Regions from separate parts of the Homo sapiens genome. Here all the other regions are linked to region 3. The links are chromatin contacts, found by Hi-C in ENCODE. All regions are on one chromosome and are shown on one strand. The core of a region is the stretch at or near the end of the contact, and the rest is flanking DNA. Distances in the headings are between cores, read along the strand shown. Region 1 overlaps PRKCA (protein kinase C alpha). Region 2 holds the start of DDX5 (DEAD-box helicase 5). Region 3 holds the start of AXIN2 (axin 2). Region 4 holds the start of TEX2 (testis expressed 2).

The links. Hi-C counts contacts between places; a loop is a spot of excess contacts on that map. Pooled maps may share reads with other maps.
Region 1: a loop to region 3 is called in a map of prostate gland, with 3 times the contacts of the local background. The contact joins the enhancer-like site here to the promoter of AXIN2 in region 3. A Hi-C loop is called at or near these places in 3 of 168 maps with a recorded cell type or tissue (HCT116, gastrocnemius medialis and prostate gland) and 6 of 50 pooled maps.
Region 2: a map of gastrocnemius medialis shows a loop between it and region 3 (10-fold over the local background). The contact joins the promoter of DDX5 here to the promoter of AXIN2 in region 3. A Hi-C loop is called at or near these places in 2 of 168 maps with a recorded cell type or tissue (gastrocnemius medialis and naive thymus-derived CD4-positive, alpha-beta T cell) and 10 of 50 pooled maps.
Region 4: a loop to region 3 is called in a map of CD4-positive, alpha-beta T cell, with 14 times the contacts of the local background. The contact joins the promoter of TEX2 here to the promoter of AXIN2 in region 3. A Hi-C loop is called at or near these places in 2 of 168 maps with a recorded cell type or tissue (CD4-positive, alpha-beta T cell and CD8-positive, alpha-beta T cell) and 6 of 50 pooled maps.

The regions. Positions count from the first base shown.
Region 1 is chr17:66,672,663-66,675,362 of GRCh38, reverse strand. The region is part of intron 5 of PRKCA (protein kinase C alpha); the gene reads right to left. Among named protein-coding and RNA genes, the nearest start is that of MIR634, 110 kb to the left of the region's middle. Within about 2 kb of position 1,387, at least 9 of the 41 ENCODE cell types and tissues checked have a DNase peak (open chromatin) inside an H3K27ac peak, as active enhancers do; they include prostate gland, where a contact is called at or near this core.
Region 2 is chr17:64,505,039-64,507,738 of GRCh38, reverse strand. It overlaps DDX5 (DEAD-box helicase 5), which reads left to right and starts at 1,450. Exons shown (of 13, transcript NM_004396.5): 1 at 1,450-1,663. The coding sequence starts at 1,620. CEP95 (centrosomal protein 95) reads right to left here and starts at 762. Exons shown (of 20, transcript NM_138363.3): 1 at 623-762. The coding sequence starts at 641. RefSeq lists enhancers at 150-259, 1-588, 570-659, 860-1,099, 1,800-1,929 and 1 more and a silencer at 2,290-2,359.
Region 3 is chr17:65,560,319-65,563,018 of GRCh38, reverse strand. It overlaps AXIN2 (axin 2), which reads left to right and starts at 1,371. Exons shown (of 11, transcript NM_004655.4): 1 at 1,371-1,569. RefSeq lists a silencer at 1,208-1,357.
Region 4 is chr17:64,261,829-64,264,528 of GRCh38, reverse strand. TEX2 (testis expressed 2) reads left to right here and starts at 1,269. Exons shown (of 12, transcript NM_001288732.2): 1 at 1,269-1,361. RefSeq lists a silencer at 1,072-1,681.

The sequences.
Region 1 (2,700 bases), core at 138-2,637, 1.1 Mb before region 3:
ACCCCCAAGGCGATGACATTAAGAGGAGGGGCCTTTGGGAGGTGATTAGGCCAGGAGGGCAGAGCCTCCATGGAGAGGATCAGTGCCCTTATAAGAGAAGCCCAAGGGAGCTGGTTTGCCCTTCCACCGTGTGAGGATGTGGGGCTGTCGGCAAATGGGCCCTCTCTAGCCACTGAGTCTTCCTGTGCCCTGAACTTGGAGTCTCCAGCCTCCATAACTGTGAGAAGTAAACTTCTGTTGTTTATGAGCCACCCAGTTAAAAAGATATATTAATAGATCAGACTAAGGCAGTTTTGGAGCTGGGAGAAGTCCCGGCAACAGAGAGCAAGTGCTTGCTGGGATCTGCCTTTGGATAGGAGGCGTTGGGTGGTTGGTCCATGATGGTGGTGGCATATCTTGCCACTGGTGTGGGCACGACTTCCCATTGGTGGGCGTGCACTGCAGTCAGGCCCTCCATGGCATAAGGAGGTAACTGATTTCTCAAGCATGAACAATGAAGAGTCGACAGGACAGGTGAGAGTTGGTTGTGGGTGGCAGCCCAGGCACTGCCACTCATCAGACTGATTCACTGGAATCATTTGGCCAGAAGCAACAACAAAATCATATTCTTCTCCCATTAACAAGTTAGAACTGAGATATTCTCTACCACAGCTTGAGTGGCACTTGGTTACTGTATCTTTTAGGCTCCCAACATGGAAAACAGGCCTCTAATCTGTTTCCTACCATTTACTTGAACACCTCTATCTAAATGTCAGTGACGCTCCGTCTTCTGGCCCACATTCCCCTAGCAGATGCTGGTATGACTTAGGAGCTGGCATTGGTTCTGATGGGTTGGTTCTATATGCTAAATATTTAACTGCATGCAACCTATCACATTTAGTATTTATATAACCCAAAAGAACCACTCCACACCAACAAGGTTAGTCTCTTTTAGTTATTTTGAACCCCTACTGCCCAGCACAGCACCATGCGTGAACTGAGTAACTGCTGAACACGTGTATCTCTGTGCCCACCTTGCTCTGTGCTTCTGGGTCCACACTGCCCCATCGCTGGGGACACTCCTCCATCCATCTCAGTGCTGTCAGCCCTTAGCCTTGCACAAGACCCATTTCCTCTGCCCTTCCACTCTCCTGCCAGCCTAGCCCAGCCCAAAGGTGTTCCATGTCTACAGACTGACAGCACCTTGAGGGCAAGGGCCACACCCCCTCGCATCCCCAGGGATCACTCCCCCAGGGCAACACAGGACAGACAAGATAAAATCTGCGCTCATTGGATTCCTGCTGAATGACCGGAATGCTAACACAGACAGGAAAGCTTGGAAACTTCTCAGCTCTTGGTTGCAGTACATAAAGCGTCCATTTGGAGGGACTCTTGGACAAGGAAAAACCACCCAGGCCTTTTCACGGGCGAAGAAAGCCAGGCCAAAAGGAGTGGCACACTTTTTTGAAAATGTTAAATGCTTTGAAGAAAGAATCTCTGTACCCACAAAGACAAAAGAGCACAGGATGTATCTCCACTTACAGGAAAAATGGGTCAGAAAGGGACTTTTGCTCTTGGTTAAATAGTGATCACGTGGAACTTCTCTAGATTTCAGGAAATAAAATGCACAGGTGTCATCAACCACGATGAACAATTTTTGACTGGGTAATTATAGACTGAGATTCTGTGTACAAACTGGGTCTGGGTGCTGTCTAGTTCACTGCATTTGTTCTATTTATGCTGTATCAAGTCTGCTGACACCGTCTGTGTTTATGAATGTTGCAGAATTTCTGATGTGATCTCTTTCATGTTTAGAAATAATGACCCCTAAATTTTGTGATATTTGTTTCCTTATTACCAGAGACAAAGGCAAGAATAATGAGATACACTAAAAATACACCTGATCAGACATCGCCTCACAGCTTCATATGGCCCTGTACACAAACCTGGACTGAGGGACATTAACCATTTTCTTATTTGGAACCTATTTAGTGAATATTCTATTTTGCTGGTGAGGCTGGCTGCTTGGTGATAAGAGTGAATTTCTGTCCCATTCACGTACCAGAAAACACAGGTTGGCAACTCATCAACCAAAATTCTACTGGAACAAAACTTACATAAGAGAATTCGGAGGACTGTGGTATAAGATGAGAAACAACAATGTTTAGTCCTTGGAAAAAGATCATAAATATTTCATTACTTTCCCTTTTACAATTAGTGGGACATAAAATTTTACATTAAAGTTCTATAATTCTGATGTTTCAAAAGAAAATGAAACCTAGTTGTGAGAGAAATATTTCCCAGGTTATGAGAGACTGAAACGATTCTGCATAAACAACGTAGGAAGATATTTAAGAAAATTTTTTTCTTATTATAGGAGTAACGGGTGCACCCATCATACAAGAAATTTAAAGACATAAAAATATAAAGAAGAAAACTAAAACAACTATACTTCTGCATGGGAGAACCAACATTGGCACATTAGCATGTTTATGGCCAGTATCTTCCACATCTATCTACATTGAAATATTTATTTTTATAGAATTCACATCACACTAGGAATAAAGTTTTAGAACCTGCCTTTATAACAAAGTATGCTTTGAAAACATTTTAAATGTCTAACATCTCATTTTATGGCTAATCAGAATTTATTTAATCAATTCCCTGTTTGGGGGCATCTACAAAGTTTATCATTTTTCACCTTTACAAATAACATAGCAA
Region 2 (2,700 bases), core at 201-2,700, 1.1 Mb after region 3:
AATCCCCCTCCCCACGCCCATTTCTCACAGCTGGCCAAACCATGACAACTGGTTTGTACGCAGTCCTTGTGAAAAGGATGAAAGCGTCCTAGACAACCAAATTAATTCGCTCTTCAAAAGCGGTGCTAGACAAAGCCCATGACTCTAGAGGGCACTGAAGAGAAAAAAGCACAACTATTCTACAGGGGCATATTCTACTATTCTGCAGGGGCATAATAAATCTTAAGAATGCTGTTCCTTTAAAGACCAATACAAAAGCAGGTACGACCTCAGGGCCCATAGTGCAAGGGCGGAGGGCACACGGACAGCGGCTAGACGCCCCACAGAAAGACAAGTCCGGGGACGACCCTTCTGACCGCTCTTTTTACAGCCAGGACCCAAGTGTCCTACCGGCCTCGCCCCAGTGCCTCTCTCTCTCCCACAGCATACTGCTGTTCCACGGCCTCGAAGCGAAGAGGTGGTGAAGCTGAGAGACCCTATCCAGGGAACCCGCCAGCGCGACGCGGCGTCTGAAGGTCACGAGCCCCGCCGACAGCCCAGACCCAGTCCGGGCTAGCCCGAGGCCTCCCTGGAGGTGGACGGTTTCAGTCCACACATACTGGGACCCCAGGGAGACACTCACCAGCATCCGAGCCTGCCATGTTTCAGAGGCAGGTCGCCGCCGGACTCCGACGCGGCCGGGAAGGCGACGGTGTCCTGGAAGGACCGATCCACGCAGACCCGACACTGGGGCGCGGACGCACGAACCAAAGCGCGGGGAAGGAGGCGTGAAAGAAGGACGGACGTTAAAAGAGCTTCTCGCCGCTGATTGGTCATCAGAGGAGCACTTCCTTTCACAGGACGTGAAACGGGGGCGGTTTGGGAAGTTTAGAGACCATTCTCCGCCGACCAAAACCCGTCAAAGGATTATCAGACACGCGGGTCGGACGGTCCACATCAGCCGGCAGCCCGGGCGGGTCCCGGGGTGCGAGCAGCGCACTTCCGGTGAGCTATTTCGTTTTGTATCCCTCCGCCGACGTCAACGGGAAAGTAGTGCGGACCGCTCTCTCGGTGGTCCGGGGTGGTACAGCCACGTGACAACGCCAGGCCCCGCCTTCCCCCTCTTTTGGTTACAGACGTGAGGGCTCTTTGGAGACGTAAACATCTCCGAGTGGCGAGGGTGGGCGGGGCTGGGCTTGGGAAAGGGCGGGGTGGCTTGCTTGAGGTGTGGAAAGACCAGAAGAAGGTGAGGTCAAGAGAGTGCAGAATGAGGCATTCCAATGGTGGGTGGGCCCTGACCTGAGAGAGTGGCGCGGGGAGGGGTGAAAGCGCGGCGATCCTGGAACGCCAGCGGGCGTTGCGGCCTATGCGCGAGGGGCGGGGCGATTAGGTCATAGAGCGGCTCCCAGCGTTCCCTGCGGCGTAGGAGGCGGTCCAGACTATAAAAGCGGCTGCCGGAAAGCGGCCGGCACCTCATTCATTTCTACCGGTCTCTAGTAGTGCAGCTTCGGCTGGTGTCATCGGTGTCCTTCCTCCGCTGCCGCCCCCGCAAGGCTTCGCCGTCATCGAGGCCATTTCCAGCGACTTGTCGCACGCTTTTCTATATACTTCGTTCCCCGCCAACCGCAACCATTGACGCCATGTCGGGTTATTCGAGTGACCGAGACCGCGGCCGGGACCGAGGGTGAGTTTGGGAGCCGAGCTGTCAGGCCTGGCGGGTGGGGGGATGGGAGGGCGGGTCAGGGTGGCGGCCGGCGGGGGCTTTGCGGCTTGGACTTGGCCTTTCCGGGCTATCTTGGGACTTCCTTTCCCGAAGGCTTGCGCCATTTTGATATTCACGTCACAGTGATTGGAAGAGATTTGACGGTGTAGTGTCTTCAAGCTTGCTTTTTGTGTGGGGATTGGGGAGCTGTCGGGGCGGCTGCCATTTGGTAGCTGTTGAGGGAGTTGAGAGGGAGCGTATTGTGCGGATGAAAGCGGGACGCTTCGAGGCAGACGAAGGAACATCTGTTAGGTGCGGCGTTTCGGGAGGTGTTTTTGGGGTGGCCGGGCATTCTGTGGGAGCGAGGGGACCACTTCCAAAGCCCTGGTGCTGTTGGGGTAGGAGGGCGGCCGGCATCAGCCATGTGGCTGAGTCGCGAGTACAAAATGCCGGCCTCGGACATGGCGGCGGCGCCTTTGTTACCCCGCCCGGCGGAGGAGCTCAAAATGGCAGCGTCGAGAAAATGTGGCGCAGAGAGAAATGCGAGACAAAGGGGGAAGCGCCGCCCCAGCGGGAACGCCGCCCGGCCGACTCCGCCCGGGCCGGGACTCCTCCCCCGGTAGTCGCCGGCTCCTCCTTTTCTTTTTTCCTGCGTTATATAATTTTGATTCGTTGATCCGGAGCTCTACCGCGGCGTTCCCCCAGCTGGGTTTGCTAGCAGAAGTGTTTCTGAGAAAACCCTTGTTCTGTTATCGCTGACTGTACTGTTTAGGTTCTTACCACTAAAGCTGTTTGGTTCCAAAACGGCCATATGAGTAACATCGTCGTGATGCTCTTCGGTTCATGTAGCCTTGTTATTGCTGATAGTGAATTGCTAGGCTGGTGGGGAAGATTACAGTAACCACAAGAAGTGGTGTGTGCCAGAATCCCAAATTCTGGCATGTGGGTGACAAGTTTCCGACATGATAAATCCCCGGCTTCCGACATGATAAATCCCAGGCTGTTTACATGACCTAAGT
Region 3 (2,700 bases), core at 122-2,621:
CTTGGATCTCTTTGGTTCACACCTTTATGTGTGTGTGTGTGTGTGTTTTTTTTTTTTTTTTTTGAGGGAGTCTCGCTTTGTCACCCAGCCTGGCGTGCAGTGGTGCCATCTTGGCTCACTGCAACCCCCCCACCCCCGTCTCCTAGGTTCAAGCGATTCTCCTGCCTCAGCCTCCCGAGTAGCTGGGACTACAGGCACGTGCCACCACACCCGGCTGATTTTTGTATTTTTAGTAGAGACGGGGTTTCGCCATATTAGGCAGGCTGGTCTCGAACTCCTGACCTCAGATGATCCTCCAGCATGGGCCTCCCAAAATGCTGGGATTACAGGCATGAGCCACCGTCCCCGGCCCTTTGTTTTTTAAAAGGAAGAAAAGTTAATTATTCGCTCATAACATAAGGAATCATTCTATAGCAGCAGCAGAATAAATACACAATGCTCTGGGTTTGTGACATATTTTCTCATTTTAACGGAGAAGAGAAGGTTGTGTGTGCCTTATAAACGTTTTTGGGCAAATGTGGGAGAAATTCAAAGGTGACAATGGGGTGAGGAGTTTTCGATACATTAAAACGGCATGCATGCCTTGTCGTTTGGAGTGGGAAAAAAGATATTCCTATCGGTTTAATATGTAACATATGGCAGAAGAGGGGACTTTGGAAGAGTAACGGGTATGCAGTTGTTTGGGAGAGATGGCCAATGTGTGCCGCTACGAGGGTCTTATGGCCAGCAGGTTAGGAAGCTGGACCTAGGTCTTCAGGGCACTGAGGTATGCCTCCTAACTGGTGTTAGCACTCAGGCCTATACTGGCGGATTCACACCCCACTTTCACACATGCACAAACGCAATTCATCCACCAACTGCAGTCCTATATTTACCCGAACTCAGATGCACGTGCACAAGCGCGCACAGGCATGCACACGCCTCCAGCGGCTGGGCCCGAGTCCGCCCTATGACAGCGGGCCAGCCAACCCCAGGGCCGGAACTCCCTTTATAAAGTCCTCCAAGCCCAAATTCCCAGGGAAACTTGAATAGAGGTAGAAAAGCGTTTGATGATAGAAAAAAAAAAATCTGCTTGCTTGCAGTTCTTGCGATGGCCATAATGCTACCAGAAACTGTTGCATTCCAGAGCCGGGGAGAGCGAGGGCAGGCAGGGGGAGGAGGCGGGAGCAAAGAGGCCGGAGAACTTAAAAGAAGAAATCAGAACTCGGGCTGAGAATGCCCTCGGGGCCGCGGGGGGCTGGCAGGGGGCGGAGGAGAGGCCGGGGAAGGGTTAACGCGGGAGCGGAGCGTGCGGCGGGGGCGGGCCGGGGCGGGGCGGGGCGGGCGCGGGGCGCTGTCCCTTTAAGGCGGGCGGCGCGGGCCGGCCGAGCGCGGCTGTGATTGGCGCGGCGGGATCACTGGCTCCGCGAGCCTGGCCCGGGGGAGTCGGCTGGAGCCGGCTGCGCTTTGATAAGGTCCTGGCAACTCAGTAACAGCCCGAGAGCCGGGAAATAAAAATAACCCCTCAGAGCGATGGATTTCGGGGCCGCCCGGCGGCCGAGGCGCCCGCCGAAGGCCCTGCTGTAAAAGGTGGGGGTGGAAGCTCGGCCCCAGCGGAGCCGCTTCAAAGAAAGCCCCCCTCTTACAGGGGGCGAGGTCGCGCCGAGCCGCGGCGTGGGCGCGGGGGGCGGGAGGGGGCCCGGCCAGGCGGAGGCCGGGCCTGGAGGGGGGCGCGGGCGGGGCGGCCCTGCGGAGCGGTGGCGGGGCTGCGGGGGGCGGCCCGGGGCGCGGCCGGCGCGTACCTCCCTTTCAGGACCGTGCGCTCGGCTCGCGCCTTTGAAGTGCACAGTTAAATCCACAGCGCAGTTTTTGTTGGAAGCGCCCGGAGGACATTTGGTGCGCCGAGTGACTGCTGGAAACAGGACCTGCGTTGAAAGCCGGGCCGGGCGGGGGCGGAGGCCCGCTCGGATCTTTTGCATAAAAGGGGCGGCGGGGCGCGCCGTTCCCCCTCCCCGGCCGGTGGCTTTCGCTCTGAACCCGGGATTGTTGTTTCCCGCACCCCCTCCCCCGCCGCACGACTCCCCATGTTCCCCGACGCCGCGGCCGGCCCGGGGGGGCCCGGGGCTGCCGCCGCGAGCCGAGCCGGGGGCCGGGGCCGGGCCCCTGCCAGGGGCGCCTGCGAGGTCTCGCCGCCGAGCGCGCGCGGGGATCAATGGTGAGTGCCGAGGCCGAGGCGGCCGGGCGGACCGCGCGCTTTGATGTGCGGGGCGGCCCTTTGAAGTTGGCAGGCCGGCTATTTCGGGGCGCGCTAGGGGCCGGCGCGGAGGGGAGCGGCGGACCCGGCGCCCAGCGTTCCGGGGGGCTTGGCCGGGCAGCCTTGCGCGCCCTGCGCCGGAGCCCCCTCCCCAGCGCGGTGACCGGGTTGGCGGGGGGCCCAGAGAGGAGACTTATCCGAGTGGCGGCAGTGGCGGGGGCGGAGAGGGGGCAGATACCCCCCGGGGGTCGCGTCGCTGTCGCGGTTATGGATGTGAGTCGGCGTGTGAGTGCGCGCGGGAGTGCCTTTGGGAGGTGGGATGAAAGGGTAGCGGCGCCCCCCGCTTGCCCTCCCCCGCCCCCCGCCTCTCCTCCGCCCCATCCTCTCCTCCTACTTCTCTTCCCCCTCCCCTTTTCCCCTCCCTGCCGCGGGTCCGCGCTAAGGGGCCCACAGCGCTGGCGGAGGCT
Region 4 (2,700 bases), core at 20-2,519, 1.3 Mb after region 3:
GGTTCTGGGGTGGGACTTAGAGATCTTCATGTTAAAACCCTCCAGGATGATCTGACGTTGAAGATCTGACATTTGGGACCCACTAATGCAGGAGACACACTGACACATCTGTTTGTTGTCTTGGTCCTTTCTTGTGGTGGGTGGGAAGTGCAGAGGGGCAAGGACTACGGGGGAAGGGGGAACTCTCCCTATGTGCCAGTGCTTCTGCCAGCCAACCCAGGTTCGCAGAAGATAAATGCACAATGGGCATTGCCATCCCAGGAAGCTCATTCTAAGTGAGAATTTACCTCGAGAAGTCACTTTACCTCTCTGAGCCTCAGATATTGCCTCTCTAAAAATGAGTAGTTAATACTATATAAGTTCTAAGCTCTAAGAACTCGTGGCCAGGCGCGGTGGCTCACGCCTGTAATCCCAGTACTTTGGGAGGCTGGGTCCGGCGGATCACGAGGTCAAGAGACCGAGACCATCCTGGCCAACATGGTGAAACCCCGTCTCTACTAAAAATACAAAAATTAGCTGGGCATGGTGGCACGCGCCTGTAATCCCAGCTACTCGGAAGGCTGAGGCAGGAGAATCGCTTTAACCCAGGAGGCGGAGGTTGCAGTGAGCCCAGATGACGGCACTGCACTCCAGCCTGGCGACAGAGCGAGACTCCGTCTCAAACAAAAAAACTAGTAACAGAGTTAGTTCAGGATAGGATGTGGTAGTGTGGTAGTCAGGTGGGGGAAGTACATAATGCGGGAAACTGGGAATTTGCCTTTTTAAATCAATGTCTGCAGTTGGATGGGGATAGATACGTCTGATGGCCCTCTAAAATGCAAATCGAGTGAATTTGCCCAGGGGGATACCCCTGGTTCTCCGCGCCTCAGTCACCCCACCTCAACCCCCAGCCCTCGTCTCAAGGGCACTTGTTGCTGCTAGACTGCAGGAAGAGGAAATTAAGAAGTGCAAAGAGCTGGGGACAGTGTGCAGCCCCGTTGGGAGAGTGAAGCTTTTGTCCCCCTCACCTGGGGCTCTTCCAGGTAACCCTCCCCACCACTCCTCTCCCTAGCTCCAAGGGCGGTGGCCCCTTTAACAGACCTGACAAATCGCTCCCCCATTTCCGCGGCCTCACCTCGGCGCGCGGTAGAACTGGATTGGTTGGGCCTGGCGTGCCGTTTGCTCCGCCCCCGCGCCCTCTGGTTGGCGGCGGCGGCCGCGGGCGCGGGGCGGGTCCGCCGGCGGGGCGGGGCGGCGTGTGCCCGGGGGCGGGCGGGCGGCAGGGCAGCAGGACCGCGGCCGGTGCCCCAGCCGAAGCCGGAGTCGCGCGGCCGGGAGCACGGGCGCCGGCATAGTACAATGAGGCAGCCAGCGGATCTTGGGTGAGCAGTCTCAGGGCCAGGCGGGGGCGGTGGAGGGAGCGCCCCGCGGATAAGGCCCGGGCTGGGCGCGGATCGACCCCGCGGGCTTCAAAGTACCGGTCGGGTCCGGCGGCCCTTGGCGTGGCGGGGCTCGGCCCCCCACCCCGCTGTCATGGTTCAGGTATTGAAGGGGACGCCCACCCGCGACACCCCCGGGCAATCCCTTCCTTCGGGGCCCCGCCGGATGGCTCGGGCTCGACTCCGGCGGGAGGAGCTGCCGGCCCCGTCCCCTCAGCCTGCGGTCCCCGGCCCCGGGCAGGGAGGCACCGTCACGCGCAAACTAGAGGAAAACGGCTTGCAATTTTATGAATGGGGCCCCGGGTTCCTGCCGCCCCCCTCACCGGCGACGCGAAATGCTTGAAAGTCGAGAACCGCAGTTACTTTTACTCGAATCTGTCAGAGGTTGTATGCGCCCCGGTGGTTTTTCTCCAACTCCTGGAGAACGCGGGTGGCGGTGGGGTGGTTTGTGTGCTTTAGCAGGGAGGCGGCGGCGTGCCGAAATCCGGGGGATCGGAAGGTTAACAAGTGACATTGGGCTGAGGCCTAGCGCCAGGTGCCTTGCGGGGAGGCGGTGTGGCCGTGGACGCCGTCGCTGCTGGCTGCTGAGCACGGAAACCATACGGTGGAACCGGAGAAGGCGGGGAACGGCTGGCCACATTGCACCACACGCTGCCTAGAGCGTACGGCTGCCATGGGAGTTGGTGCAGGGGAGTCTTCCCCTTTTGAAAACGATTTTTGGAAAACTTAGCCCCTCAGTGGGTTGATAGTTACTTAAACCATCGGTTGTTATGGTTACTGGGCGTCAAATGTAAGGGCAAAGTCTGTTTCCACCCTCGCTCTTTCTCCAGAGCTATGAAGTACTTTGTCACTGTGTTTTACAGACACTGTCCAGGGAGGACATCCTTTTTTAGAGTTGAGGGAAAATTGTGGGCTCCTTGAGGGCAGGGCTCGTGCCACGTTCACGTTTGAAGTGCCAGCGTCTTCACACCATCACCGCTCTGCACATGCATTAAAAGGAATGAGGCTTTTACATGTTTTGAGGATTCTCAGAGGATTCAGAGGAGTCATTTCAGGAGCCAGGTGTAAGCTGGAGGGGAAACAACGAGTGACTTTTATATGGAAAACAATAAGGAAAAATGGAGGGCAGGTTATCCTTGAACTCTGGAGTATGGGGAGTTTGAGGAGTCTAGGTTTGTGAGTTTTAGGGCTGGGTCACACAGAGACGCTTGTCTCATATTGGAAGAATGAAACTGCCATTTCTGTTAGCTCTTACCTAGCCCATAAACAATATTCTTTCAGA